Regions from separate parts of the Homo sapiens genome. Here region 1 is linked to region 2. Evidence: chromatin loops called from intact Hi-C (ENCODE). Cell type or tissue: adrenal gland. All regions are shown on one strand. Each heading gives the region's core, and the rest is flanking DNA. Links, peaks and the distances in the headings are about the cores only. Region 1 has its middle 8.1 kb from the start of CRX. Region 2 holds the start of TPRX2 (tetrapeptide repeat homeobox 2).

Evidence for each region. Hi-C counts contacts between places; a loop is a spot of excess contacts. Peaks named below come from ENCODE experiments on the same cell type or tissue, not always from the same donor. Only the 100,000 strongest peaks of a DNase experiment are listed, where the experiment ranks them.
Region 1: it touches region 2 in a loop (9-fold over the local background); 33 of 110 quality-filtered maps call a loop at or near these places.

Annotation. Positions count from the first base shown.
Region 1 is chr19:47,805,972-47,821,760 of GRCh38, reverse strand. It overlaps a transcript of TPRX1 not described here. Among named protein-coding and RNA genes, the nearest start is that of CRX, 8.1 kb to the left of the region's middle. In adrenal gland, for the core only: a CTCF peak has its summit at 7,926; a DNase peak (open chromatin) is centred at 7,880.
Region 2 is chr19:47,855,199-47,870,987 of GRCh38, reverse strand. It overlaps TPRX2 (tetrapeptide repeat homeobox 2), which reads right to left and starts at 11,753. Exons shown (of 3, transcript NM_001397347.2): 1 at 11,717-11,753; 2 at 10,706-10,875; 3 at 9,267-10,186. The coding sequence starts at 11,741. The coding sequence ends at 9,476. LINC01595 (long intergenic non-protein coding RNA 1595) reads left to right here and starts at 1,627. Exons shown (of 4, transcript XR_936006.3): 1 at 1,627-1,948; 2 at 5,533-5,717; 3 at 6,481-6,583; 4 at 6,962-7,698. It overlaps SULT2A1 (sulfotransferase family 2A member 1), which reads left to right. Exons shown (of 6, transcript NM_003167.4): 6 at 1-521. RefSeq lists enhancers at 6,311-6,810, 6,811-7,312. In adrenal gland, for the core only: a CTCF peak has its summit at 7,386 (motif pointing right); a DNase peak (open chromatin) is centred at 7,357; H3K27ac peaks cover 404 bases.

The sequences.
Region 1 (15,789 bases), core at 4,168-12,167, 50 kb after region 2:
CCCATGACATCTTGGCAATTAGGGCTGATGGGGAAGGGAGGCCCCAGCTCCTGCCGGTGACCATAAGCCCCTACTCCTCAGGGAAGTCCTTCCTTAGGTCTAACTGGTGTCTCTCCAGCTTCAGCTAGTATCCCAAGAGAGAGGCATCAAAGAGGAAGGAGAGCACTGTCAGATGGTCCTGAGAGATCGTCTGAAAAAAGAGAGGCACGGAGCTTTCGGGATCCCTCTCCTGGGTCCCCCTTTCTCTCCACAACAGTCTGTCCGACAGCTAGTTTATCTCTGTAGTGCCTCATTGGTCTCGGTTTCTGCCTCAGTTTCCCCTGTTTCTCTCTCTTTGACTTGGTCAAGTCTTGTCTGTGGCCTCTCTGTCTCTGTGTTGTCAGACATGATATTCTCCTCTTTTTGGGGGCGGAGGTGGCAGGGGCTGCTTCCAGCACTGAAAATAGGCAGACTTATTAGAAAGGGTGTTTTGTTTTTCTGTTTTTGGTGGAGTTTGGGGTTTGGGATTTTTTTCTTTTTTTTTTCCTTTTTTTTTTTTTTGGTTGAGACAGGGTCTCACTCTGTCGCCCAGGCTGGAGTGCAGTGGCATGATCACAGCTCACTGCAGCCTTGACCTCCTGTGCTCAAGGGATCCTCCCTCCTCAGCCTCCCCAGTAGCTGAGACTTTACAGGCACATACCACGATGCCCAGCTAATTTTTTTATTTTCGTAGAGATGGAGTCGCTCTATGTTGCCCAGGCTGGCTTCAAACTCCTGGCCTCAAGCAATCCTCCCACCTCGGCCTCCCAAAGTGCTGGGATTGCAGGCGTGAGCCAACAAACCCAGCACTCACCATCTCTCTACACACCATTGGTCTTTGTCTGGCTTCTCTGTACCTCAGTTTCTTTTCCTGTGGGCCTTAGGCTGTGGCATTTCTGCCTACTTTCCTGAATACCACTCTTTCATTCTCCATCTGCTCCTCTCCGTCCCTGTCTCTGTTGATAAACCTGCATTATCCCCTTGGTCTCTCTTATTCTTTTTCTCTGTGTCTCCCTGTCTATCTTGCTCTTTCTCCCCTCTCCCTCAGCCTCCATGTCCTTCTGTTCCTGTCTGTCTGTCCCTCCCTTTGCTGTCTTTCTGCCTGTCCACCTGTCCCTGTAACTCCAGCCTCATCTCTGTCCCTCTGTCCTCGCTTATCCTCTGCAGCTCCAATCTCTGTTCCTCCTTCTCTTTTTCCCTGTCTCTCTCTCTCTCTCTCTCTCTCTCTGATTCTTGCTTCCCCTCTCCCTGGATTGCCCTTCATTTCTGTTTTGTTTTGTTTTTGTTTGGAGACAGAGTCTTGCTCTGTCACCCAGGCTGGAGTGCAGTGGCACCATCTCGGCTCACTGCAACCTCCACCTCCCCGGTTCAAGCAATTCTCCTGCCTCAGCCTCCCGAGTAGCTGGGAGGATTTCCTTTCATTTCTGTCCTTCTCCCTGTCTTGGTACCTCTGTTGCTCTGTATTTCTGATTTTCCTGGTCTCTGGCCCTCTTTGTGTCTCTCTCCTCTCGTCTGTCTCTCTAGATATTAATATGTCCCTGAGCTCCTGGGTCCCACACGGGTCTGTTTCACTTCCCCGTGCACCCAAACACGCACGCAAGCACACACACACACACACACACACACGCCCGGTAATCCCTCCTTGTGGCTGGGTCATTGTGTCTCAGCCATAAGGGGCCCTTTCTTTCTCCTCCTCCCTCCCCCAAACCCCCTGCTAGGAGAGATTAAGGCTACAGGCCTGGCTGAGGAATCAGGACAGGTCTCATTAGCTTGAAGAGCCAGGGATGACAGCAAGAGAGGGAGGGGCCGTCTGACCCTCGGCGACCAGTCCAGAGGCTCCTGATGGGAGAATCCAGTCCTGGAACAGACCCCCTGGCCCTGCAGCAGGGAAGGAAGGTCAGCTGTACAGGGAGAGGGAGGAGAAAATAACTTCCAGCGGGACAGAGAAGGTGTCAGCAACTCTTAAATCACCTGCCCTGGGGAATCTGGGTACTGGTTGGCTCCTGGATCCAGAGTCCTTCCAGGGGTGGGGGTACAGAGAGGTGGGTTTCAGCTGGTCCTGCACATGGCCCTGGGATCAAGTAAGCTGAAATCAAATCCAAGCACTTCTTCTCTGAGCTAGGTCTTCTGAGGCAACTTGCTTTCCTTCTCATCTCCACCCAGTGGCTCAGGCAGAAATCTGGGCACTCAGCCTGGCCCCTAACCCCTTTCTCCTCACCACTTACATCCAATCCATCCATAAGTCCTGTCATCTCTTCTATCAGATCATTATCCTACTGAAACAATATAAAGCACTGCTGGAAGAAATTAAAGGAGACTCAAGTCAATAGTGAACTATACCATGTTCATGGTTTAGAAGACTCAATGTTATTAAGAGGTCAATTCTTCTCAAACTAATCTTTAGATTTACTGCAATCCCAATCAGAATCTCATCAGGATTTTTCTGTAGAAATTGATTGTCAAACTGATTCTGAAGTTGCTATGGAATATAAATGATCTAGAATAATCAAAGCAGTCTTGGAAAAATAAAACGAGTTGGAGAACTTACGCTACCTGACTTTGAGACTTATTGTAATGCACATGATTGCAGCTGGAAAAAGTGGGGTTAAGGATTAAGAAAATGTGGCACATATACACCATGGAATACTATGCAGCCATAAAAAAGGATGAGTTCATGTCCTATGCAGGGACATGGATGAAGCTGGAAACCATCATTCTGAGCAAACTATCACAAGGACAGAAAACCAAACACCGCATGCTCTCGCTCATAGGTGAGAATTGAACAATGAGAACACTTGGACACAGGGTGGGGAACATCACACACAGGGGCCTGTTGTGGGGTGGGGGGCAGGGGGAGGAATAGCATTAGGAGAAATACCTAATGTAAATGATGAGTTAATGGGTGCAGCAAACCAACATGGCACATGTATCCATATGTAACAAACCTGCACGTTGTGCACATGTACCCTAGAACTTAAAGTATAATAAACAAAAAAAGTGGGGTTAAATTCTGGGGACAGTCTGAAGATGTATGGAATACTGGAGGATCCTTGGATCAGGTTGTTGATGAGTTTCACTCCAGGCTCTACTGCAGGATGGGGGTGCTCCTCATACCTGCACCCCCTTAGCTCCCTAACACATTCATCCTATTTAATCTTTTGCAAAACTCTTACTGACATCTTGTTTCTTGTCTGCCCTTGTCAGGAGGATGGGGCCCTGTCTGTCTTGTTCTCAGCTGTATTCCCAGTACCTAGGACTGTCCCAGACACACAGCAGTAAGTGTGTGTTCAATAAATGTGAAAGAAATGGATGGATGGATGGACGGAGGGATGGATGGATGGATGGATGGATGGAGGGATGGATGGGTGATGGATGATGGATGGATGGATGGATGGATGGATGATGGATGGATGGATGGATGGATGGATGGGTGATGGATGGGTGGATGGATGGATGGATGGGTGATGGATGGATGGATGGATGGATGGATGGATGGGTGATGGATGGGTGGATGGATGGATGGATGGATGGGTGATGGATGGATGGATGGATGGATGGTGGGGCAGAACCAGGTAGAGACACTGGCACAGAGAAGTGGTGTGATGTTTTCCCAAAAGGACCAAGGGTCTGTGATTGCAGCACTGTGAGGTCAGACTGTGGGGCTGCCCACTAGTGTTTGAATCTCTGGATGCTTCAGGGATCATATTGTTCCTGAGTTAATTCATTCAGGCTCTAACTGTGCCATGAATCCCTGCTTCTACCAGGTCCCATGCCTGGTAGTGGGTGCATCCACTCAGCTCCTTGTCCTCACTGGACAGAGGAGCCTACGGATGCGGCAGAGAGAGGCTGGCAGGGCCAACAAGGGAGGGCCCTGAACATGGCTGAGTCGGGAGGGTCTTGCCAAGAGCTGGCATGGAGCCACATGAGTTTGGGTTTAAATCCTGTTGTTTTCTCACTGCGTGGCCTTGGGCCCTTCATATGGGCTCCTGGGCCTCAGTTTCCTCCTCTGCAAAGTGGATACAGTGACAAGCTGTCACAATGAGCCCTGGGAATCCCATGGGAGCAGGGGAGGAAGCTGACCTCATCCATCTTCTAGGAATCCCAGGCAGACTCGGGGGTGAAGAGCGGGGCTCGGGGGCCAAAGAGATTTAAATTCTACCCCTGGTTCTTCCACTCATCACCTGTGTGACCTCGGAAATTGACGAAACCTCTCTCAGCCTCAGTTTCCTCCTCTGAGAAAGGGACCTCTGAGCTCCGTGGGGCTGTGGCGAGCATCCTAAGAGGCCATATCACCTGGTGATCAGGAGGGCACAGGCTCCGGGGCAGGTGCTGGCCCAGCTCTGGCTCTGCCGCTGACGTGGGAGACAGAACTGGAGACTACACTTCTCTCAGCCTCAGTTTCCTCCTCTGTAAAGTGGGGATGATACCAGAAGCCGCCTGGGAGGAAGTTTCCATGGAGTTATTGTTCCCTGAGATCTTGTTCCCAAGGTCTGTGGTTCATGCAGTGTGTGAGAAGCTGGGACCTGTGGGCACCTCCCTCCTTCCCAGGCTCAGTCTCCCTGCCTGTAGAATGGAGTTATCTGTGTGTCTGCACCACAAGGTGGCTGTGAGCATTCAGGCCTTACCTGTGAGAACAACTGCTCAGGTGGGAACCTGGGACCCAGTGGGTGCCGAACTCCACAGCTCTGAGAACTAGCCTTGGGCCTCCCAGGCTGATCCCCAGGGCAAGGACACTGATCTCCCTTGTTCCACCATTTGAGATCATAAAACATCAATGCCTGATATTCAACCAGGTTGCAGAAGACTTATACAGGCATTTCAAAAGTGAGAATAGCAAATAATCCACCAGTGTATAAAACTGGGCTCACATTCATTGATCATCAGGGAAATGCAAAAGAAAAGCTCACAGTGGGCTGGGCGTGGTGGCTCACGCCTGTAATCCCAGCACTTTGGGAGGCCAAGGCGGGCAGATCACGAGGTCAGGAGATCGAGACCATCCTGGCTAACATGGTGAAACCCCATCTCTACTAAAAAATACAAAAAATAGCCGGGCGTGGTGGCGGGCGCCTGTAGTCCCAGCTACTCGGGAGGCTGAGGTAGGAGAATGGCATGAACCTGGGAGGCGTTGCTTGCAGTGAGCCGAGATTGTGCCACCGCACTCCAGCCTGGGCGACGGCGTGAGACTCCATCTCAAAAAAAAAAAAAAAAAAAAATTCCCAGGGGTTTGGGAGGCCAAGGCAGGAGGATCATTTGAGGCTATGGATTAGAGACTGAGGCCAGCCTGGGCAACATAGTGAGACCCTATCTCTACAAAATAAAATATATTAGGAGGGGAAGGAGGCCAAAAAAATATAATTTTAAAAAATTAAAAAGAAGGCCAGGCACAGTGGTTCACACCTGTAATCCCAGCACTTTGGGAAGCCAAGGTGGGAGGATCGCTTGAGCTCAGGAGTTCAAGACCAGCCTGGCCCACATGGCAAAACCCCGTCTCTACTAAAAATACAAAAAATTAGCTGTATGGTGGTGTGCGCCTATAATCCCAGCTACTCAGGAGGCTGAGGCATGAGAATTGCTTGAACCCGCGAGGCGGAGGATGCAGTGAGCCGAGACTCACCACACCACTGCATGCCAGCCTGGGCAACAGAGCAAGATCCTGTCTCAAAAATATATATATAAATATAAATAAATAAACAGAAAAACAATATTTGGGTCAGCCGTGTTTGCCTCTCAAAACCGTGCCCTCAACTACCCCGCTACACATGACCCAGAGTCTAAATAAGACTTGTCCCAAGTCCCAAAGAAACACTCCAGGGTCCTCTCCAGCTCTTGAAATTTAAAGTAACCGAAGGCTCAAAGAGCTTTTGTTGATATTGACTATATATCTATTGCTACTTACTGTATTGGAAATTATTTCTTTTACATTTTTTTTTTGAGACAGGGTCTTGCTCTGTTGCCCAGGCTGAAGTGCAGTGACGTGATCTCGGCTGACTGAAGCCTCAACCTCCTGGGCTCAAATGATCCTCTCGTCTCAGCCTCCTGAGTAGCTGGAACTACAGGTGCACACCACCACACCTGCTTTTTTTTTTTTTTTTTTTTGTAGAGACGGGGGTCTCATTATGTTGCCCAGGCTGGTCTCAACCTCCTGATCTCAAGTGATCCTCCTGCCTGGGCCTCCCAAAGTGCTGGGATTACAGGCATGAGCCACTGGGCCTGGCATGAAGTAGAAATTAAAAGCGTGGAATTTTAAAAACACTTTTGAAGATTTTGAATTTTACTTAAAGTATTCTTTGAGCCAGGTGCGGTGGCTCATGCCTGTAATCCCAGCACTTTGGGAGGCCAAGGTGGGTGGATCACGAGGTCAGGAGTTCGAGACCAGCCTGACCAACATGGTAAAAACCCATCTCTACTAAAACTACAAAACTTAGCCGGGCATGGTGTTGCACGCCTGTAATCCCAACTACTCAGGAGGCTGAGGCAGGACAATCGCTTGAACCCGGGAGGCGGAGGTTGCAGTGAGCCGAACTCACACCACTGCACTCCAGCCTAGGCAACATAGCAAGACTGTCTCAAAAAAAAAAAATATATATATATATATTTGCATATATATATATATATATATATATATATAATTTATCTATTTATTGAGCTAAGCACAATGACTCACACCTGTAATCCCAGCACTTTGGGAGGCCAAGACGGGCAGATCACTTGTGGTCAGGAGTTCAAGGCCAGCCTGGCCAACATAGTGAAACTCCCTCTCTGCTAAAAATACAAAATTAGCCAGGCATGGTGGCACATGCCTGTAATCCCAGCTACTTGGGAGGCTGAGGCAGGAGAATTGCTTGAGTCCAGGAGGCAGAGGTTGCAGTGAGCCAAGATCACACCATTGCACTCCAGCCTGGGCGACAAGAGCGAAACTCAGTCTCAGAAAAAACAAAAATGTATTTTTAATTCTGTATCAAATTCTTTTTCATGTTTTACTTGGACAGCTCCAAAATGCAAGATGCTTCACATCAGAGGTAGACCCCAGGACTCTGCAAAGATTCCTTGCAGTTCAGACCCTTCCAAAACATTCCCAGCTCAGGAAACCTCAGGTCATCTCTGAGGTCGTTGATCAGACACCTCCAGACCCCCATGCTTGCACTCCCCTTCCCACTCTCCAGGCCCCCATTATCCCTAAAGGAACAGAGAGGGGAGAGTGAGTAGAAAGTCAGGGTAGAGGTTAATGATAAACTTTATTCTTATTTTTTAAGACAGGGTCTCGCTATGTTGCCTAGGCTGGTCTCAAGCTCCTGGGCTCAAATGATCCTCCTGCTTTAGCTTCCCAAAGTGCTGGGATTACAGGCGTGAGCCACAGCGCATAATAAACCTTAAAAATCAACAATGTTGACTGGGCACTGTGGCTCACACCTGTAATCCCAACACTTTGGGAGGTCGAGGTGAACAGATCACTTAAGTTCAGGAGTTCGAGACCAGCCTGGCCAACACGGTGAAACCCCGCCTCTACTGAAATACGAAAATATGCTCTGCGTAGTGGTGGGTGCCTGTATTCCCAGCTATTGGGAGGCTGAGACAGGAGAATCCTTTGAACCCAGGAGGCAGAGGTTTCAGTCAGCCGAGATCACACCACTGCACTCCAGCCTGGCTGACAGAGCAGGACTCTGTCTCAAAAAAAAAAAAAATCAGCAATGTTGGCACCCTTCTAACCCCTTAAATGTGGTTCCCTAAACAGCCAGGGAATATGCCTGTATCCACTCCCTGCCTCTCCCCACCCCACCCCCACCCCGCCCCCACCACGCCCTTCTCTGTCCCCTCTGTCTTCTGGTCTCCCTCGTCCTCTGCCGCCCCCTGGTGGCCGTCCTGGCACCTGGGTCTCCCCAGCGACGCCTCTCTCACCCTGTCCTAGTCCCATTTAGCAAATGTTCCAATCCTCTTAGGCCAGGCCAGGCCAGCCTCAGCAGAGCAGAATTAGATCCGATTTGGGGGTTGGGGGACAGACTGCCAGGATATAATGAAAACTCCTTCTGCTTGTCAGACCCTGGAAGGGGGTAGACACAAAGCAACTCACACACTGGGACCCCACAAGGGACAACGAGGAGGGGAAACTGAGGAACAGAGAAAGGGGGAGACAGAGGGGCAGGGTGGGGGAATGCCAAGGGGCAGAGAGGGCACCTGGAGGCTGAGAGATCTTGCTCCCCGCGCCTGGAAAGTGTCTTCCCAGCTTGACTCTCGCCGCCACGGTCACCGGAGTGCCTAGTGCCTCCACCTGCAATTCTGGAACAACTCCCCTCTCTACAAGGACCCGATTCCCTCATCCAGAGTTACTTATTAATTCTTGGCATGTGGCTTTTTGTTTTTTGTGTGTTTTGGGGGGGTCGTGGGCTTTTGGGGAGTTTTGTTTGTTGTTTGTTTGTTGAGACAGGGTCTCACCCTGTTGCCCAGGCTGGAGTGCAGGTCGGGGAATCACTGCTCATTGCAGCCTCAACCTCCCAGACTCCAGCGATCCTCCCACCTCAGCCTCCCAAGTAGCTGGGACTACAGGAGCACGCCACTCCGCCTGGCTAATTTTGGCGGGGTGGGGGGGGTTGTTTTATTTATTATTATTTATTTATTTATTTATTTATTTATTTATTTTTGAGACACAGTCTCACTCTGTCGCCCAGGCTGGAGTGCAGTGGTGTGAGCTCATCTCACTGTAACCTCCACCTCCTGGGTTCAAGCGATTCTCCTGCTTCAACCTCCTGAGTAGCTAGGATTACAGGCGCGTGCCACCATACCTGGCTAATTTTTTGTATTTTTAGTACAGACGGGGTTTCACCATGTTGGCCAGACTGGTCTTGAACTCCTGACCTCAAGTGATCCACCCGCCTCGGCCTCCCAAAGCGCTAGGATTACAGGCGTGAGCCACCAGGCCCAGGCTTTTTTTGTTTAGTTTTTGGTTTTGGGGGGTTTTTTTGAGATGGAGTCTCACTCTGTGGCCCAGGATGAAGTGCAGTGTTTCTCACTTAACCTTTGCTTTATTCTGTTTCTCTCTTTTAATTTCTGTCTCAGTGTGATCTTGGCTCACTGCAATCTCCCCTCCTGGGTTCAAGCGATTCTCCTGCCTCAGCCTCCCAAGTAGCTGGGACTACAGGCACACACCACCATGCCCGACTAATTTTTTGTACTTTTAGTAGAGACAGAGTTTCACCATATTGGCCAGGCCGGTCTCGAACCCCTCACCTCAATTGATCCTCCTGACTCGGCCTCCCAAAGTGCTGGGATTACAGGCATGAGCCACCATGGTTGGCCATTTCTTTATATTTTTTAAGAGAGACAAGATCTCGCTATGTTGCCCAGGCTGGTCTCGAACTCCTGGCCTCAAGCAATCCACCCACCTCAGCCTCCCAAGGTGCTGGGATTACAGGCATGAGCCATAGCGCCCAGCCTATTCTGTGATTCTTTGAGTAACGCCTGCCTTCCCCCACTTGAACAACGAGTTCCCTGAGAACAAGGACTGCACCCGTTAACTCTCTGGAGGTGCCTAGATCAGTCCCTTGAATGTACTGAGCACTTAATAAATACAGACAGTTCTCAGGCCGGGCACGGGTGGCTCACTCCTGTAATCCCAGCACATTGGGAGGCCGAGGTGGGCGGATCACCTGAGGTCAGGAGTTCAAGACCAGCCTGACCAACATGGAGAAACTCCATCTCTACTAAAAATACAAAATTAGCCGGGCGTGGTGGCAGGTGCCTGTAATCCCAGCTACTTGGGAGGCTGAGGCAGGAGAATTGCTTGAGCCCAGGAGGCAGAGGTTGCAGGGAGCTGAGATTGCACCATTGCACTCCAGCCTGGGCAACAAGAGCGAAACTCCGTCTCAAAAAATATATATAAAAGAAATTAAAAATAAATAAATACAGGCAGTTCTCCTCATTCTTACTTGTTATGTTCTGTGAAGTTGCCATTAGCCGGGCGCGGTGGCTCACGCCTGTAATCCCAGCACTTTGGGAGGCTGAGGTGGGCGGATCACGAGGTCAGAAGTTCGAGACCAGCCTGGCCAATATGGTGAAACCCCATCTCTACTATAAATACAAAAATTAGCTGGGCGTGGTGGCGCATGACTGTAGTCCCAGCTACTCAGGAGGCTGAGGCAGGAGAATCGCTTGAATCCGGGAGGCGGAGGTTGCAGTGAGCCGAGATCGCGCCACTGTACTCTAGCCGGGGCAACAGAGTGAGACGCTGTCTCAAAAAAAAAAAAAAAAAAAAGTTGCCATGAACATGGTCTCAGCCAATAAGGAACCCCTGCTCCCAGGGGAAATACAGATTTGGGGTCCCACAAGGCTCTGCTCACACTATTGTCATCAATCGATCAATACCTCACCCTGGTTCATGCGTGTTTCGGTTTAAAGACACCTTATTGAATATATGTTGTTGATTCATTCAAATTAAACTCAGGGCCGGCCAGGTGCGGTGGCTCACACCTGTAATTTTAGCACTGTGGGAGGCTGAGGAGGGCTGACCACCTGAGGTCAGGAGTTTGAGACCATCCTGGCCAACATGGTGAAACCCTGTCTCTACTAAAAATACAAAAATTAGCCAAGCATGGTGGCGGGCGCCTGTAATCCCAGCTACTCTGGAGGCTGAGGAAGGAGAATCCCTTGAACCCGGGAGGCAGAAGTTGCAGTGACCTGAGATCACTCCACTGCGGTCCAGCCTGGGTGACAGAGAGAGATCCTGTCTCAAAAAATAAAATTAAAAAAAAAAAAAAACAGAGAGCAAGGACAGTGTTTCAAGAATGAATGTCCAGACACCGAGAGGAACCCCAATGTCAGAAAGACATTGAACAACAAGATTCTAGAAAGCAAAGGCCAACCTCATGCCTTTGTCACCCCCACTCTGATCTGCCCCAATATTGTCTTCAAAGCCCAAACAACTCCTTGTTGCCCATGTGCCCCTCCTGAACCCCCTCCCCCTGCACCAAGAGATACCCTCACAATGCAGAGGATGGGGAGGTGTCTGTGGGCCTCTTGGGGGCAGGAGCAAAGATGAGTCAACCCCACCAAGAGGTCAACCCCATCAGAGCCCACAGGCATAGGGTAAAAGAGGAGATTGAAGAATTGATGGAAGGCTGGACGCGCCTGTAATCCCAGCACTTTGGGAGGCTGAGGCGGGCAGACCACAGGGTCAGGAGTTCAAGACCAGTCTGGCCAATATGGTGAAATGCTGTCTCTACTGAAAATACAAAAATTAGCCGGGCGTGGTGGTGGGCGCCTGTAATCCCAGCTACTCAGGAGGCTGAGGCAGGAGAAGGGTTTGAACCTGAGAGGCAGAGGTTGCAGTGAGCCAAGATCCGGCCACTGCACTCCAGCCTGGGCGACAGAGCGAGACTCTGTCTCAAAAAAAAAAAAAAAAAAAAAATTGATGGATAAGGAGAGAGCCATTGTTTCTGTTTCTGTTCTGAAGGAATCAAATAAGAATAGATTTTTTTTTTTTTTTTTTTTTTTTTTTGAGATGGAGTCTCACTCTGTCGCCGGGGCTGGAGTGCAGTGGCACAATCTCAGCTCACGGCAACCTCTGCCTCAGGGGTTCAAGTGATTCTCCTAACTCAGCCTCCCAAGTAGCTGGGATTACAGGCGCCCTCCACCACACCCAGCTCATTTTTGTATTTCTAGTAGAGACAGGGTTTCGCCATGTTGGCCAGGCTGATCTTGAACTCCTGACCTCAGGTGATCCGCCCACCTCGGCCTCCCAAAGTGCTGGGATTACAGGTGTGAGTCATTGCGTCTGGCCAAGAATGGATTTCATAATCCCTTCTTCACACTTTTCCACCGACTTCATTCCCACTTACATCACTCTTGCCCCAGGCTTCAGAAGACCTCCCTCCATCCACCTGACTCTAGGAATTTGGCCATTGCCTGGGGAGCCCCAGGAGGAATCTCCAGAAATTCCATCCAACCCTGAAGACACATCAGGACGAGAAAAGGCATGGGGACTTCTGTGGGCAGGGTGTTGACGAGTCCTAGGGTGGCATTCAAGGCCAGAAATGCTTCTTGTTTTCCAGGTTGTCCATTAAAAAATAATAATTATAAACAGCAGGAAATAGAGAAAATAGACATTCCGCGTCATCTCTGGGTAATTACTTTTGCAGGAGTTTTTATCTTTGTTGTTATTTATTGTTCATTCAAATATATTGTGCTCACACCCGTAATCTCAGCACTTTGGGAGGCCAACATGGATGGATCACTTGAGGTCAGGAGTTAGAGGTCAGCCTGGGTAACATGGCAAAACCCCGTCTCTACAAAAAATACAAAAATTAGCCAGATGTGGTGGCACATGCGCCTGTCCTCTCAGCTACTTGGGAGGCTGAGGTGGGAGAATGGCTTGAGCCAAGGAGGGAGAGGTTGCAGTGAGCCGAGATCATGACAGTGCAACGCAGCCTGGGTGATAGAGAGAGACCCTGTCTCCAAAAAAAAAGGAAAGAAAAAGAAAAGAAAAAAGAATATGTATATGTATAATATATATTTTTTGTATGTGCTTATTAAATGTGTACATTCTTCAAAATAAACAATGTGCCTGAGACAGCATTTGATATGGAAAACACAAACTCAATCATTTAGTACATTATTACTCAGCACCTTTGAGCTTTTCCTATTACAGACATGGGGATTTGGGAGGGAAAAAAAAGCCCAACAAAGTCTCTGTGTTCAAGACACATTTATTTCAGCAAACAGCAAGCAGACATCCACCAGGCAAACAAAACAACAAATACATTAAAGATCATCATTTCTTACTAATTGGTTACCACTTCATCCCTTTCTTAAACTTTCATTAGCATTCCATAGTCTGAGGCTGCCACAAATTAATCATCTTCTAATTTGTGGGCGTGAATTAATCCAATTAACTCAGTTGATATTTCAAAGAAATGTTACACTGAACACTGATATCTGCGCTTATTCACAGCGGAGCAAGTATTTTCCCAGGATAAGTCTCTTACAATAAAACATTGAGGCCAGGCACGGTGGCTCACACCTGTAATCCCAGCATTTTGGGAGGCCAAGGTGCGCGGATCACTTGAGGTCAGGAGTTCAAGACCAGCCTGGCCAACATGGTGAAACCCCATCTCTACTAAAAATAAAATAAAAATTAAATAAAAATTTAAAAATTAGCCAGATGTGGTGGCAGGCGCCTGTAGTCCCAGCTACTCGGAAGGCAGGAGAATCACTTGAACCCAGGAGGCAGAGGTTGCAGTGAGCCGATATCTGCATTAAAGTGCAGAGCCACTGCACTTTAGTCTGGGTGACAGATCGAGACTCGGTCTCAATAAATAAATAAATAAAATAAGAAAATTGGCCAGGCATGGTGGCTCACACCTGTAATCCCAGAACTTTGGGAGGCTGAGGCGGGTGGATCACCTGAGGTCAGGAGTTCAAGACCAGCCTGGACAACACAGTGAAACCCCGTCTCTACTAAAAATACAAAAATTAGCCAGACATCATGGTGGGTGCCTGTAATCCCAGCTACTCAGGAGGCTGAGGCAGGAGAATTGCTTGAACCTGGGAGGCGGAGGTTGCAGTGAGCTGAGATCGCGCCATTGCACTCCAGCCTGGGCAAGAAGAGTGAAATTCCATCTCAAAACAAATAAAGAAAATAAAATAAAATAAGAAAATTACCCGGACATGGTGGTACTTGCCTGTAGTCCCACCTACTCAGGAGGCTGAGGTTGCAGGATCGCTTAAACCCCAGAGTTCGAGGTTGCAGTGAGTTTCGATTGACTCCACTGCACTCCAATCTGGGCAACAGAGCAAGACCCTGTCTCAAAAAAAATCATTGAGTCAAAGGGTACTATACACATTTCATCCTTTAATAGATGTCACAGAGTCAATTTCAAAAAAAAACCTCCAAAAATATTTTACCAACCTACACTTCATCAATGGCAAGAGAAAACCACATTCTCTGGGTCTACACTTGATCCATCTCTTTGATCTTGGCCAATCCACAGGGCAATATGCTGAGTTTTGCATTAATTTATATTTTTTATTGATATGTCATCCACGTAATATAAAAGTACCCACTTAAAGTATACAATTCAGGGCTGGGTGCCATGGTTCATGCCTGTAATCCCAGCACTTTGAGAAGCTAAGGAGAGCGAATTACTTGAGGCCAGGAGTTCGAGACTAGCCTGGCTAACATGGTGAAACCCCATCTCTACTAAAAATAGAAAAAATTTTTTACTGGGTGTGGTAACACACACCTGTAATCCCAGCTACTCAGGAGGCTGAGGCATGAGAATCACTTGAACCCAGGAGGCAGAGCTGAGATCAATCCACTGCACTGCAGCCTGGGCAACAGAGACTCTGTCTCAAAACAAATACATAAATAAATTTAATTAAATAAAGTATACAATTCAGGCCGGGCACGCTGGTTCACGCCTGTAATATCAGTACTTTGGGAGGCAAGGTGGGCTGGTTGTTTAAACTCAGGAGTTCGAGACGAGACTGGGCAACACGGCAAAACAAAAAGAAAAGAATAATCATAAAGTACAAAATGAAATGGTTTTGGCCGGGCGCGGTGTTTCACACCTGTAATCCCAGCACTTTGGGAGGCCGAGATGGGTGGATCACTTGAGGTCAGGCATTCGAGGCCAGCCTGGCCAACATGGTGAAACCCATTCTCTACTAAAAATACAAAAAGTTAGCTGGGCGTGGTGGTGCATGCCTGTAATCCCAGCTACTTGGGCGACTGAGGCAGGAGTATCACTTGAACCCGGGAGATGGAGGTTGCAGCAAGCCGAGATCACACCACTACTGCACTCCAGCCTGGGTGACAGGGCAAGACGCCATCTCAAAAAAAAAAAATTAAATCGTCTTTAGTCTGTTTGCAGAGTTGTGCCTCCTTCACTACAGTCAATTTTAGAACATTTTTCACCGTCCCCAATAGCTATCTCCATAGCTATTCCCAGTTGGTCCCAATTTTCCCTTCTCCCCAACCCGTAGCAACCACTAATCTGCTTTCTGTCTCTATGGATTTGCCTATTCTGGACACTTTGTATAAATAGAATCGTATATGTGCTTTTGAGTCTGGCGTCTTTCACTCGGCATCATGTTGGCAAGGTTCATCCATGTTGTAGCACGTATCAGAGCTTTATTCCTTTTCATGGTTGAGTAATATCCCATTGTGTAAATATATGACATTTTGGGTTTCTATTTTTTGTGGGTTTTTTTGGGGGATGTTGTTTTGTTTTTTGAGGCAGAGTCTCCCTCTGTCACCCAGGCTGGAGTTCAGTGGCACCATCTCAGCTCCCTGCAACCTCTGCCTCCCGGGTTCAAGTGATTCTCCTACCTCAGCCTAACAAGTAGCTGGGATTACAGGCTCCCGCCACCATGCTTGGCTAATTTTTTGTATTTTTAGTAGAGACGGATTTTCACCATGTCGACCAAGCTGGCCTCAAACTCCTGACCTCAAGTGATTCGTCCACCTCAGCCTCCCAAAGTGCTGGGATTACAGGCGTGAGCCACCGTGCCCAGCCACTTTTATTTATTTTGAGATGGAGTCTCACTCTGTTGCCCAGGCTGGAGTACAGTGGCACAATCTCCACTCCCTGTAGCCTCCGCCTCCCGGGTTCAACCAATTCCCCCGCCTCAGCCTCCCAAGTAGCTGAAATTCAGGTGCTGGCCACCACGCCCAGCTAATTTTTGTATTTTTAGTAGACAGGGTTTCGCCATGTTGGCCAGGCTGGTCTTAAACTCCTGACCTCAGGTGATCTGCCTGCCTCAGCCTCCCAAAGTGCTGGG
Region 2 (15,789 bases), core at 3,857-11,856:
CCTATAGTCCCAGCTACTCGGGAGGCTGAGGTAGGAGAATCGTTTGAACTCAGGAGGCAGAGGTTGCAATGAGCCAAGATCGCGCCACTGCACTCCAGCCTGGGTGACAGAGCGAGACCGTCTCAAAAAGAAAGAAGTGACTAGGGTTCAGAGAACCAGGGTTCAAAGCCCAGGGATGCAAAGGTTGCAGTGAGTTGAGTCATGGGATCCCAGACTTTTTTAAATGTTTGCAATGTTTCCCGTTTACAGAATGCTACAAGAATAATGTACGTACTACCTAAAAGGATGTCTAAATGTTTGTTAATAAAAATAAGAAATAGCTACAGTGACAGATTTTAGAGCAAAAATTAGTAATAAAAATAAGAAATAAAATTACAGGAGCAATTAAGGTTCCATTTCTTTTCATCACATGTATCTCCACAATTTATTATTGCTCTGATCTTAAGGAGTGTAATTTGCAATCTAATTTTATCCTCTTACTCTGTGTTGTTAAACCATATACAATAAACGGTGTTTATGGAGGCTTCTAAAACTTTCATAAGGCCAGGTGCGGTGGCTCACACCTGTAATCCCAGCACTTTGGGAGGCCAAGGAGGGCGGATCACTTGAGGTCAGGAGTTTGAGACCAGCCTGGCCAACATAGTGAAACTCTGTCTCTACTAAAAATACAAAAATTAGCTGGGCATGATGGCACATGTCTGTAATCCCAGCTACTCGGGAGGCTGAGGCATGAGAATTGCTTGAACCTAGGAGATGGAGGTTGCAGTGAGCTGAGATCATACCATTGCACTCCAGCCTGGGCAACAGAGGGAGACTCCATCTCAAAAATAAAAAATAAAAAAACTAAAGTCTTGTTCCGCAAAAGAACCAAAGAACCTATAAAGAGAATGAAAAGATAGGCCAGGTGCGGTGGCTCATGCCTGTAATCCCAGCACTTTCGGAGGCCGAGGCAGGTGGATCACTTGAGCTCAGGAGTTCAAGACAAGTCTGGCCAACATGGTAAAACCCTGTCTCTACTAAAAATAGAAAAATTAGCCAGATGTGTTGGCGGAGGTTGCAGTGAGCCGAGATTGTGCCACTACATTCCAGCCTGGGCAACAAAGTGAGACTCCATCTCAAAACAAAATGAGAAAACAAGAAGACAAACCAGAGATGGAGAGGAAGTACTTGTAAATCTCATATCTGGCAATGGACTTGTTTCTAGAATACATAAAGAACTCCTAAAACCCAGCATTAAACAAATAATCTTTTAAAAGAAAAAAAAGAATAAAAGATTTGAACAAACATTTCACCAAAGAGGACACAGGGATGGCAAATCAGCACATGAAACGATGTTTTGCATCATTTGCCTCTAGAGAAATATAAATTAAAACCACAACAAGAAGGCCGGGTAAGGTGGCTCACGCCTATGATCCCAGCACTTTGAGAGGCCAAGGTAGGTGGATCACTTGAGCTCAGGAGTTTGAGACCAGCCTGGCCAACATGGTGAAACCCTGTCTCTACTAAAAATACAAAAATTAGCCAGGCGTGGTGGCGGGTGCCTGTAGTCCCAGCTACTTGGGAGGCTGAGGCAGGAGAATGGCTTGAACCCGGGAGGCGGAGCTTGCAGTGAGTTATGATCCTATCACTGCACTCCAGCCTGAGCAACAGAGCAAGACTGTCTCCAAAAAAAAAAAAAAAAAAAGTATATTTTCTAGCTGTTTGGCTTTAGCTTAAATTACACAAGTGGAAAGAAATATAATGTTGCCTCTGTGTCTTTTCCATGTTTTTCTCCCACTCGAATGTGGGGTGTCTCTCCCCCATCCCACCTGGAGGTCTTTTGTATGGAAGGAACCAGCCGGTCTAGGTGGCTCCTGGGACACCCCAGGTCCAAGCTCTGGTTGGCCGCTCCCTGGGCTGGAACAGTGACGTATTGTTGCCCCCTGGTGGCCACGGAGCACCATAACGGGTATGTGGAAGCCGAGGACTCTCCCAGTTCTGGGGGTGCCCCTGAATGAACCCCATCTCTGATCTGACCCCACTGTGTCTCTAGAGATACAACTGCATCTCGAAGTAGCAACAATAAAAACCCACAATATCCTTAAGTTATTTCCTGTCAGGCATTTTCTTTAGAAGAATTTCAGGGAAGCAGTCTGAGGTTTTTTGTTGTTTTTGGGGGATATTCTTGAGATGGAGTCTTGCTCTGTCGTACAAGCTGGAGTGCAGTGGCACGATCTCAGCTCATTGCAACCTCTGCCTCCCGGATTCAAGCGATCCTCCTGCCTCAGCCTCCTGAGTAACTGGGACTACAGGCGCCAGCCACCATGCCAGGCTAATTTTTGTATTTTTAGTAGAGACGGGTTTTCACCATGTTGGCCAGGCTGGTCTCAAACCCCTGACCTTAAGTGATCCACCCTCCTCGGCCTCCGAAAGTGTTGTGAATACAGGCGTGAGCCACTGCACCCGGCAGAAACAGTCTGTTAAAATGGGAGTCTGGAAAAAAATTTTTTTTGAGACGGGGTCTTGCTGTGTCATCCAGTCTGGAGTGCAGTGCTACCACCACAGCTCACTGCAGCTTCCACCTCCCAGGCTCAAGTGATCCTCCCTCCTGCCTCAGCCTTCCAAGTAGCTGAGACCACAGGTAGTGCCACCACACCTGGCCAAATTTTTAATTTTTTGTAGAGACGGGGTCTTACTATGTTGCCCAGGCCAGTCTCGAACTTCTGGGTTCAGTCCATCCTTCCACCTCGGCTTCCCGAGATTAGAAAGCGTGAGCCACCTCCTTACCTGGCCTTGAAAACCCTTTTTTTTTTTTAAGACAGAATTTCTGTCACCCAGGCTGGAGTGAAGTGGCACAATCTCGGCTCACTGCAACCTCCACCTCCCGGGTTCACGCCATTCTCCTCCTTCAGCCTCCCAAGTAGCTGGGACTACAGGCGCCCGCCACCATGCCTGGCTAATTTTTTGCATTTTTAGTAGAGACGGGGTTTCACCGTGTTAGCCAGGATGGTCTTGATCTCCCGACCTCGTAATCCACCCACCTAGGCCTCCCAAAGTGCTGGGATTGCAGGCGTGAACCACCATGCCCAGCTGAAAACCCTTTTTAACTAATGAATTTACTGGTGGCTACTATATTTATTTGGTATAAAAATAATGACCATTCGCAGGCTGGGCACAGTGGCTCATGCCTGTAATCCCAGCACTTTGGGAGCCGAGGCAGGCAGATAACCTGAGGTCGGGAGTTGGAGACCAGCCTGACCAACATGGAGAAACCCCGTCTCTACTGAAAATACAAAAATTAGCTGGGCATGGTGGCTCATGCCTGTAATCTCAGCTACTCGAGAGGCGGAGGCAGGAGAATCACTTGAACCGGGAGGTGGAGGTTGCGGTGAGCCAAGATCAAGCCACTGCACTCCAGCCTGGGCAACAACAGCAAAACTCCATCTCAAAAATAAATAAATAAATAATAAATAAAATAATGACCATTCACATCTTTCTCTTTATGGCATTTGATTTTATCTAGGTGGATTTCTGTGAAAGGGACAATCAGATAAGGCAATTTTGAGTTTTCTTTTACTAAAATAGTTTTGTTTGTTTGTTTGTTTGTTTTTGAGACAGTCTCGCTCTGTCACCCAGGCTGGAGCGCAGTGGCGCAATCTTGGCTCACTGCAGCCTCCACCTCCCCAGTTCAAGCGATTCTCATGCCTCAGCCTCCTGAGTAGCTGGGATTACAGGCACCCGCCATCATGCTCTGCTAATTTTTTTATTTTTAGTAGAGAGGGGGTTTCATCATGTTGGCCAGGCTGGTCTCAAACTCCTGAACTTAGGTGATCCACCCACCTCGGCCTCCCAAAGTGCTGGGATGCCAGGCATGAGCCACCACAGCTGGCTTTGGTGTCTTCTTAATAATGACAGTTAGGCATCAACTCCCAGGAGTCTGTCTACTCCATGGCAGGGATTTGACTGAGAACAGCAGTACTCAAGCTTTGCACACTGGAATTGCCTCAGAGCTTTAAAACATACTGGTGCCCCACCCCACCAACCTCACTATTTTTTTTTTTTTTTAAGAGATGGGGCAGGCCAGGTGCTGTGGCTCAAACCTGTAATCCCAATGCTTTAGGAAGCTAGATGGGAGGATAGCTTGAGCCCAGGAGTTCGAGACCAACCCAGGCAACATAGCAAGACCCCATCTCTACAGGAAAAAAATTAAAAATTAGCCTGGCTTGGTGGCACATGGCTGTAGGCACAGCCACTAGGGAGGCTGGGATGAGAAGACTGCTTGAGCCTAAGAGTTCAGGGTTGCAGTGAGCTATGATCACACCACTGTACACCAGCCTGGGTGACAGAGTGAGACCCCATCTCAAAAAAAGAAAAAAAGAAAAAAATCAGGCCAGGTGCGGTGGCTCACGCCTGTAATCCCACTACTTTGGGAGGCCGAGGCGGGCAAATCACCTGAGGTCAGGTGAGGTCAGGAGTTCGAGACCAGTCTGGCCAACATGGTGAAACCCTGCTCTACTAAAATTACAAAAAAAAAAAATGAGCTGGGCGTGGTGGCAGGCGCCTGTAATCCAAGCTACTCGGGAGGCTGAGGCAGGAGAATCACTTCAACCCAGGAGGTGGAGGCTGCAGTGAGCCTAGACCGTGCCATTGCACTCCAGCCTGGGCAAAAAGAGCAAAACTCCATCTCGAAAAAAAAAAAAGAAAATCAGAAACTAGATCCAGAGACCTAGGATGAAGCAGGGTGTTAAAGCAAGAGGTTCTGGCCTGGCACAGTGGCTCACACACTTTGTAATCCCAGCACTTTGAGAGGCTGAGGCAGGAGGATCACATGAGATCAGGAGTTCAAAACCAGCCTGGAAAACATGGTGAAACCCTGTCTCTACAAAATATACAAAAATGCCAGGCTTGGTGGCTTATGCCTGTAATCCCAGCACTTTGGGAGGCTGAGGCGGGTGGATCACAAGGTCAGGAGATCGTGACCATCCTGGCTAACACGGTGAAACCCCGTCTCTACTAAAAATACAAAAAATTAGCGGGCGTGGTGGCGGGCGCCTGTAGTCCCAGCTACTAGGGAGGCTGAGACAGGAGAATGGCGTGAACCCGGGAGGTGGAGGTTGCAGTGAGCCGAGATTACGCCACTTCACTCCAGCCTGGGTGACAGAGCGAGACTCCATCTCAAAAAATAAAAATAAAAATAAAAAAATTAGCTGGGTTTGGTGGTGGCAGGCGCCTGTAGTCCCAGCTACTCAGGAGGCTGATGCAGGGGAATCGCTTGAATCCGGGAGGCAGAGGTTGCAGTGAGCCAAGATCGAGCCACTGCACTCCAGCCTGGGAGACAGAGTGAGACTCCCTCTACAAAAAAAAAAAAAATTGGCCCTTTTCCCCCTCTCTCTGATCCTTACAAGACAATGACATTTCTACCTGCACTGCCTCCATCTCCATCCCGGAGCATGCAGGGCAGTATTAGCTTGAACTTGACCCATTTGTCGAAGGTACAATGAACTGTTCTCATACGTACCCTGAATCCTTTCTTGTTATGCTTTTTGGCTACAGGCAGGAAAACAAGAGAAATTCTTGCTCTTGCCAAGACAGACATGGGGAATTTCGAAGGCCCGCCTTCTGAACGTCACCTCGTCCCCTCTTCCTTGGTCCAGTGAGAAGTCCAGATGCTTCCCTTGGGGATGCCCAGAACACAGCCTGGGATGATGAGGAGAGGCGGGAGAGCTTCCTAGGAGATGGTAAAATTCCCTTGGAATTTTCGGTTTCCAAAGGGAGTGAAGGGGGCTGCTTGCTTGGGTGAAAAAGGAGGGAAATTGAATGGAGAAGATATAGCCGGGGGCAGTGGCTCCTGCCTGTGGTCCCAGCACTTTGGGAGACATGGGCTGGAGGATTGCCTGAGCTCAGGAGTTCGAGACCAGCTTCAGCAACATGGAGAAACCCTGTCTTTATCAAAAAAAAAAAAAAAAAAATAGCCAGGCACAGTGGCATGCACCTGTAGTCCCAGCTACTCAGGAGGCTGAGGTGGGAGAATTGCTTGAAACTGGGAGGCGGAGGTTGCAGTGAACCGAGATCACACCACTGCACTCCAGCCTGGGTGACAGAGCAAAACCCTGTCTCCAAAAAAAAAAAAAAAAAAAAGAATTGAGGCCAGGAGCAGTGGCTCATGCCTGTAATCCCAACACTTTGGGAGGCTGAGGTGGGTGGATCATCTGAGGTCAGGAGTTCAAGACCAGCCTGGCCAACATGGTAAAACCCCATCTCTACTAAAAATACAAAAATTAGCTGGGCGTGGTGGCTAGCCCCTATAATCCCAGCTACTAGGGAGGGTAAGGCAGGAAAATAGCCTGAACCTGGGAGGTGGAGGTTGCAGTGAGCCGAGATTGCATCACTGCAGTCCAGCCTGGGCAACAGAGCGAGACCCTGTCTCCAAAAACAAGAAGAATTGAGGAGATTAAAAAGAGAGGAATTCTGTTCTACTTAATCCATTCACTTTCTGTTCAGCTAATCAGGGCATGTGCAAACTCCATCTTCATTCATTAACAAACTAATCCGTGGCCCGGCCTGGTGACTCATGCTTGTAATCCCAGCACTTTGGGAGGCCGAGGTAGGTGGATCACCTGAGGTCAGGAGTTCCAGACCAGCCTGGCAAACATAGTGAAACCCCATCTCTACTAAAAATATAAAAATTAGCCGGGCGTGGTGGCGGGCACCTGTAATCCCAGCTCCTCGGGAGGCTGGGGCAGGAGAATCGCTTGAACCGGGGAGGCAGAGGTTGCAGTGAGCTGACATCGCGTCACTGAACTCCAGCCTGGGTGACAGAGTGAAATCCTGTATCCAAAAAAAAGAAGAATTGAGGAGATGAAAAAGAGAGGAATTCTGTTCTACTTAATCCATTCACTTTCTATTCAGCTAATCAGGGCACATGCAAATTCCATCTTCATTAATAAACTAATCCATTTTCCATTCATTGATATGCCTGCAGGGCCCTGGAGCACCACCGTCCCTCCCCTAGGCCCAGGATGTGATTCTGAATCTACAGTCAGACTGGACCACCTCTCCCCCATGCCCCCAGAATGTCCACAGGGGCTCCCTCGCCTACAATAGATGGATTAGATTCCTCCCTACTCTTCCCACACTGTCAGAGTCTGACTGGTGTGAAGTTCCGGTGTTTTTGTGTGTATTTTACTACCAGGGTCGGCTAGATAAGGAGGAGCTTTCATTACATCCTGGAAGTCTGTCCCCCGCACACACGCACAGCCGTCCTCCCTTCCCCCAACATCTGATCTAATTCTCTCTCTGCTTTGCTGAGGCTGGCCTGGCCTAAGAGGATTAGAGCATTTGCTAAACGGGACCAGGACAGGCAGGGTCAGAGAACCCGCTGTGGGGAGACCCAGGGCCAGGATGGCCACTAGGGGGCGGCAGAGGAAGCGAGACGCGGAGAGGGGTGTGGAGTGCTGAGGAGAGGCACTCGTCGGCTTAGCAGCAATCAATGTCCACAAAGTAACCATGAAGTTTTATTCATTTTTAAATTTACAATGTCCAGCTAAGTTATGAGAATTCAAAAGAATTGAACTAGGTTCCTGGAAACAAAATAAACAGATCAACTGAATTCTATGTGCAAGACAAACATTTTTTTAAAATAAGAAATTTAAAATACCATGTAAAATATCAGACAATAATAAAAATGAAGTGCAAGAAATAAATCTACAGAAAGATGCATGCAAGAGCTCTGTGATTAAATAATAACATTTCAGCCAGGCACGGTGGCTCGCGCCTGTAATCTCAGCACTTTGGGAGGCCGACGGGGGTGGATCACCTGAGGTCAGGAGTTCAAGACCAGCCTGGCCAACATGGTGAAACCCCATCTCTACTAAAAATACAAAAATTAGCCGGGCGTGGTGGTGTGCTACTGTAATCCCAGTAAGCCCAGCTACTCAGGAGGCCGGGGCAAGATAATCACTTGAACCCAGGAGGTAGAGGTTGCAGTGAGCCAAGATTGCACCACTGCACTCCAGCCTGGGCGACAGAGCGAGACTCTGTCAGAAAAATAATAATAATAATAACAATAACAACATTTCATGAAGAACCTTTGTAAAACACCGATTGAATGAATATAAATAAGTACTAGGTCGACTAGACTTTGTAAAAATTTCAATTTCTCCCAAAAACACTTCTAAATTTCATGTCATTCCAATTAAAATTCCAACAATTTTCTTGAAGAAACTTGAAAGCTCAAGTCTGGGCAACATGGAGAAACCTTGTCTCTACAAAAAATACAAAAATTAGCCAGGTGTGGTGGCCCACACCTGTAGTTCCAGCAAGTCAGGAGGCTGAAGTAGGAGAATCACTTGAACGTGGGAGGCGGAGGTTGCAGTGAGCCAAGATGGCACCACTGCACTCCAGCATGGATGACAGAGTGAGACCCTGTCTCAAAAAAAAAATAAACTTTTATAACAGTTTTTGTCCATCAAGTCTGATTTTTAAATTGAGTTTTTTCTTCTACTGAAGAATGAATCTGCTGATGAATGTTTTGAATGCTATGCACAGTGATCTACTTAACAAAAGCAAGAAGACGAACCACATAATAGGAGATCCTCGCAGAATATTAACTCCCAATGGAGTTTTATTTTAAAACATCGTGGCCGGGTACAGTGGCTCACACCTGTAATCCCAGCACTTTGGGAGGCTGAGGCAGGCGGAACACTTTGAGGTCAGGAGTTCAAGACCAGCCTGGCCAACATGATGAAACCCCATCTCTACTAAAAATACAACAATTAGCCAGGCACGGTGGTGGGCACCTGTAGTCCCAGCTACTCAGGAGGCTGAGACTCTAGAGAATCACTTGAACCCAGGAAGCAGAGGCCGCAGTGAGCCAAGATCGTGCCACTGCACGATAGCCTGGGTGGCAGAGCAAGGCTTTGACTCAAAAAAAAAAAATTATAAACATTTGTAAAGAAATCAACTACAAAAAATGGGCCAAAAAGACCATGAATAGTCACTATTTAATAAAAATGAGAAAATATTCAAAAAAAAAAACGAAAAATAGTCACTATTTGAAAATGCCTAATACCCATATGAGAATTTCTCAATCTCTCAATCATCAGGGAAATGGATATTACAACCACAACAAAACCACAAGTCACTGGATCGACAAACATTAAAAAGTCTCACAAGCCTCAGTGTTGGGGAGGACATTGACCAGAAGGAGGGCTGGGAAAAGCCCTTAACAAAGCTCTCAAGCGGCATCCACTAATGCCAAACATCCCAGTGAGCAGCGACTCCAGTCTCAGCAGAGAAACGCTCAGGCTCAATTCAAATGACAGGCAGGCACATTCACAGCAGAGCCACCTGTGATGGCTGCACAGTGAAGACAGCAAATGTCCACCTGCAGCAGGGTGGGTAAAGGGTGATGCATTCACTGCAGAAAGTCACCAGCAGTGTAGATCAGCCACTCCAGGCCCTCTGGGATCTGAAGAACTTTGCAGGCACAGGCCCCCTATAAATCCAGTAATGACCTGGGGACTGAGTGATTTTTGTCCACGAAGCCATCCTCCTCTTTGTACTGAGACGTCGTGGTGGAGAGTGAGGATTCCTCGAACCGGTCTAGGAGCGGGAGCAGCTTGGTGAAGTCAGGGTATAACTGGGTGTCTGGCGACAAGTTGGAGGCATAGGGGCTCTGAGGCCACAAGGCGCCTGGGGCTGGGGTTGGGAGTGATCCTGGGCCTGGCATCAGGGTTCGGCCTAGGACTGGGTCTGGGATTGGGCCTGGGCAAGAGATGGGGGCTGGTATTGGACCGGGGATCGAGACTGACAGTGGGCCTGACATTGGGCCTAAATTCGGGGCTGGGCCTGGGACTGGGCCTGGGATCTGGGCTGGGCCTGGGATAGGGGCTGGGATTGGGCCAGGGCCTGGAGCCGGGACAGCCTTGAGGCCCTCCTGTGTTCCACACTCAGGGCCACCCCAGGTCCGGGGGAGGCTGTAGATCTTCGGTTCTGCTGCTGGGAGGACTCCCCAGGGGCCCGGCTGAGGGGAGATCCAGGAACCCCTGCCCTGCGGGAACTCAGGACCCCCAGGGAAGGAGGCAGCGGCTACAGGGACTAGGGGCGCAGCGCGGGCTCCTCGGCCTCTCTGCCCAGGGACGCGCTGGGGCTGCTGCTGGAGCCGCCGCTCCCGAGCTAGTTTGGCGCGGCGATTCTTGAACCACACCTGGGGGGCAGAGGGGACAGGGAGAAGGTGTGAAGGAGGGACTCGCGCGGCCCGGGTGAGCCGCTCGGGGGCGGCGCCGGCCTCAAAACTCTCCCGGTGTTCACCCCCACCCCGCACCCACCATATGAGGGCCCCCGGCTCCCAGGCCTGGAGAAGGGAGGGAAGAGGGAGGGGAAAGTAGGGGGAGGAGGGTGGGGTGGGAGGGGAGGAGCCGGGTCTGCCGCCCAGGTGCCCGGGGGGCCAGGGAGGGTTCCAGGGGAGGGACCGCGGGTTCTCACGGGTGCCTGAGGTCCGGGCACCGGGAGACCCCGTGGGGGACAGCCTGGGCCGATCATGTGGGCGAGTTTGGGCTAGCATAGAGTTGGAACAGGACTCAGGATGCAGCCCGGGTCTACACTGGCGGGACCCCTTGCGTGGCAGGGCGGGAGGTGGTCGGGCGGGCCAGGCCCCGGTGAGTGACAGCGGTGGGGAGGCTCCTTGGGGTGACTGGGGCGGGCGGGGTGGGGGTGGGGGTCAGACCTGCAGCTGTTGCTCCCTGAGGCTGAGCATCTCCGCCAGATTCAGTCGCTGGTCGTAGTTCGGGTACTGGTCCTTCTGAAAGTAAAATTCTAGCACTTTCTGCTGGCTTTCAGTGTAGACCGTGCGCTCCTGCCGCTGTCTCCTTGGAGGGTCCAGGGCCAGGGGAGGGCCTGGGGGTGGGAGGGAAACAGGTCACAGAAACCCCCAGGCAGCCCCCAGCCCCCCTAGGGACCCCGTCCCCTGCGCCAGGCCAGGAGCCCAGGCAGTGTGGGCTGGGGCGGCACCGCGGATAGCAGCCTGGTATCCAGACCAGACCTTGCACCTCTCTGGGCCTCAGGGTCCACATCTAGGAAATGGGCGCGATAACAGCTCCTGGGAAGGCAGGCAGCGTAGGCGCCTCACCTCGGAGCAGACGGGGCTGCCTCAGGCCTGCTCAGCCCTCCCCAGCTGCCCCGTCCCCTCCCATCCAAGGGTTATAGGGACCCTGACACTTGCAGGGGAGCCGCCACCTGCCCAGTCCTCTGCTCCACTCAACTGCATGGTTTAATTTCTTTCCTTCTTTCTTTTTCTTGGAGGGGATCTCGCTCTGTCACCCAGGCTGGAGTGCAGTGATGTGATCACGGCTCAAGTCAGCCTCCACTTCCTGGGCTCAAGGAACCCCCCGCCTTAGTCTCCCGAGTAGCTGGGACCACAGGTGTGCACCACGACCCCTGGGTAATTTTTGTATTTTTGCTAAAGACGGGTCTCCACTATGTTGGCTCGGCTGGTTTCAGAGTCCCGGGCTCAAGTGATCCTCCCACCTTGGCTTCCCAAAGAGCTGGGATCACAGGCGTGAGACTCTGCGCCCAGCTGCATGATTTTTCATTTCCCAGACACCACTAAGTTCTCCCCCGTCTGCAGGACAGGAAGCCGCCCGCACAGGCCCAGCCCTTCTCTGGCTGCCCAGATTTGCACTCTGCAGCCTCAGCCACAGGATCAGCCCAGGCCCCTCACACCTCTGTCCCTGCTCACCTTGGAGATGACCAGGGTCTTGCATCCTGAGTCCTGATCTGTTCCCAAACACAAGTGTGTACTGACAAGGGCTTGGCTCTTAAATCACTTCTCTGCTGTGCCCACCCTGGCCCACCCTGCCAGGACCCTCCGTTTCCCACCCTGCCCTGCAGTCCCGCCCCCTGGAGGAGTTGAATGGTGGATTAATCCCTCATCACTGATCAGGTACTGCCTGCTGAGCTGTGCTAGGAGCTGGGGAACCTCAGTGGACAACACAGCCTTGGTTTCACCCTCATGGGCCCTAGCCCAGGCGAGGTGGTATTCCACATGGGATCGGGGGAGTCAACATCATGACCTGTGGTTGGGGTCCCCATCTCAGGAGAGGCACCGCCAGCCAGCCCCCAGGAGTCATCCTTATTCCTTCCCAGGGCTGGGGCCCCACATGATCAATGCCAGCGAGTCTACCCACTCCTCCCGGCTCCCGGGCTGCCCGCCTTGTCCAGTCACCATCCCTCTCTCCTGGATGACCCCACAGCCTCCTCTTTGGTCCTTTGAGGCCACTCTGGCCCCTACTAGTCATTCTTGAAGTTTCCTGCTCCCCCAACCAGGAGGGGACACAGGTCTGATGGACATTTCCATGGACTGCTACTGATGTATGCAGGGGACCCATTACCTTGGTTCACACAAGTCAGGTCCCTCAGAGATGCATCTGCTGTGTCAGACCCCTGGCTGCCCTCATCTCCTCATAGCAGGACCCACATGGGTTCAGGGGTCAAGGAGATTGACAAGGCTCATGATCCAGGGAGCTAAAAATGACTCATGCAAGGCTGGGCGCGGTGACTCACGCCTGTAATCCTAGCACTTTGGGAGGCCGAGGCGGGCAGATCGCCTGAGGTCAGGAGTTTGAGACCAGCCTGGCTAACATGGCAGAACGCCGTCTCTACTAAAACTACAAAAAGAATAGCCGGGCCTGGTGGCAGGCACCTGTAATCCCAGCTACTTGGGAGGTTGAGACAAGAGAATCACTTGAACCTGAGAGGCAGAGGTTGCAGTGCAGCCTGGGTGACAGAGGGAGACTCCGGCCCCCTCCCAAAAAAAAAGAAAAAGAAATGACTCATGCAACCAATTTCAAAATTCAATAAAACGTAGACATTGTTACCACGGGCCTCGCTCATTGTTTTCACCTGCTACTTAGAGTTCTATTGTAGAAAGCAGCATCCCCAGCAATGATTCCTCATTGCACACATTGTCCGGCTTCATCTACAGGACATGCTGGGAACACAGTAGTGACCACAGAGATTTTGCACCGTGGCTATTTATTTGGCCAATAAAGACATAAGCAGATGAACAAGCTCACTGGTACTATTTTGTGAAGATAGACATTTAAATATAAGAAAGTTCTGCCGGGCGCAGTGGCTCACGCTTGTAATCCCAGCACTTTGGAAGGCCGAGGTGGGTGGATCACCTGAGGTAGGGAGTTCGAGACCAGCCTGACCAACATAGACAAACCCCATCTCTACTAAATATACAAAATTAGCTGGGCATGGTGGCACATGCCTGTAATCCCAGCTACTCGGGAGGCTGAGGCAGGAGAATTGCTTGAACCCAGGAGGTGGAGGTTGTGATGAGCCAAGATCGTGCCATTGCACCCCAGCCTGGGTAACAATAGTGAAACTCTGTCTCAAAATAAATAAATAAATAAATATAAACTGAAACAAAACAAATAGTGGCTGGGCATGGTGGCTCATGCATGTAATCCCAGGGCTTTGGGAGTCAAGGGGGGAAGATCACTTGAGGCCAGGAGTTCGAGACCAGCCTGGGCAACATAGCGAGACCTTATCGCTACAAAATATATTTTAAAAAAAAACAAAAAACTAGCCAGGTGTGGTGGTATGCACCTGTAGTCCCAGCTACTTGGGCTGCTGAGGGGGGTGGATCGCTTGAGCCCAGGAATTCGAGGCTGCAGTGAGCCATGATCAAACCACTGCACTCCAGCCTGGGCGACAGAGTAGAGACCCTGTCTTGGAAATAGATAAATAAATAAATTATAAAACAAATAGATGGTATGTTTACAAGTTCCCTGCACGCTCTTAAAAGGTTGCTTAGTATCTCACTGTGGCATTCTTCCATCATTGTATCTATATTCTGCTTCCTTTCTGGAAACATTTTACCATAATTGCACATTTTGTTCGGCTTTTAGGTGGCTGGGAACACATTATTCACCAAAGCAGATGATGGCCCTGCTGTCAACAGGAATGATCTCACAGTTTTCTTGGTCTATAAGATGTGAGTAGATGGTCCCCCTCTCTATAATTTCTAAAATAAATTAAATGTAAAACTTTGCATATTTGAGGCCAGGCGTGGTGGCTCGTGATTGTAATCCCAGCACTTTGGGAGGCTGAGGCGGGCGGATCAAGAGGTCAGGAGTTTGAGACCAGCCTGGCCAACATAGTGAAACCCCATCTCTACAAAAAAATACAAAAAAATTAGCTGGGCGTGGTGGCGGGCGCCTGTAACCCCAGCTACTTGGGAGGCAGAGGCAGGAGAGTTGCTTGAACCCAGGAGGCAGAGCTTGCAGTGAGTGGAGATCACAGCATTGCACTCCAGCCCAGGCGACAATTCGAGACTCTGTGAAAAAAAAAAAAAAAAAACTTTGTGTATTCGATTGGCAAAGATTAAGACGAGAGACTCTAGCTGGGCTTCGTAGGTGAACGGGTAGGGAATCTGATTATTTCCCCAGAAATGGTTTTGGAGCATAGGTTGTTGTTTGTTTTTGTTTTTGTTTTGTATTTTTGGTTTTGAGACAGGGTCCTGCTCTGTTGCCCAGACTGGAGTACAGTGGCAACAGGTCAAGGTCACTGCAGCCTTGACCTCATGGGCTCAAGCAATCCTCCCACCTCAGCCTCCCAAGTTGCTGGGACTACAGGCACCCACCACCATGCCCGGCTAATTTCTTTTATTTTTTGTAGAGACAGGGTTTTGCTCTGTTGCCCAGCCTGATCTCCAGCTCCCAGGCTCAGGCGATCCTCCTGCCTCAACCTCCCAAATTGCTGGGATTGTAAGTGTGAACCACCATGCCCAGGTGGTTGGTTTTTAAGACTGACTTGGTGAAACCTGTCAATGTTGATCAGCTGAAGACCATCAGAGGGACACCAGTAGTCAAGCAAAGTTGGGTTTATTGTCTTGTTGCAAGAAGGAGGAACACAAAGGGAACCTTTGGGGCCTCTCAGTAAGAGGGTGTTTGAAAGGATGTTTTAGATTGATGTGAAAGGAATTGTGGCTTTTGCCCTTGCTTTTTTTTTTTTTTTTTTTTTTTGAGACGGTGTCTGGCTCTGTTGCCGGCGCGATCTTGGCTCATTGCAGCCTCTGCCTCCCGGATTCAAGCGATTCTCCTACCTCAGCCTCCCGAGTAGCTGGGATTACAGGCGCCCACCACCACACCAAGCTAATTTTTGTATTTTTAGTAGAGATGGGGTTTTGCCATATTGACTAGGCTGGTTTCAAACTCCTGACCTCAAGTGATCCGCCCACCTTGGCCTCCCAAGGTGCTGGGATTACAGGCATGAGCCACCGCGCCCGGCTGCCCTTGCTTTTAATGGCAAATGTTATAGGATTTGAGCTTGTTTGATAATTTTGGAAAGGATTCAAAACAGAGTGACTTTTATACCTAAAAGAATGCAAACTAAAAAAAATGTTTAAAAACAGGAAAAAAAAAAGAATTTAAATCAGGGAAGTGAACAAATATTTGTGCACTAATGTTCATAGCAGCATCTTTTACAATAGCCAAAAGGCTGAAACAACCCAAATGTCTATCAAATGAATGAACAAAATGTGGTCTATCCATGCAATGGAATATTCTTCAGCCTTAAGAAAGAAGTTCTGGCACAGGCTACAACCTCCATGAACCTAGAGAGTATTTATGCTAAATGAAATAAGCCAGGACAAATATTGTATGAGTCCACTCCCAAGAAATATCTAACATAGACAAATTCATAGAGACAGAAAATAAGTTAGAGGTTCCCAAGGGCTGGGGATGGGGAGAATGAGGAGTTCAATATTTGATAGGTACAAAGTTTCAGTTTGGGGCCGGGTGC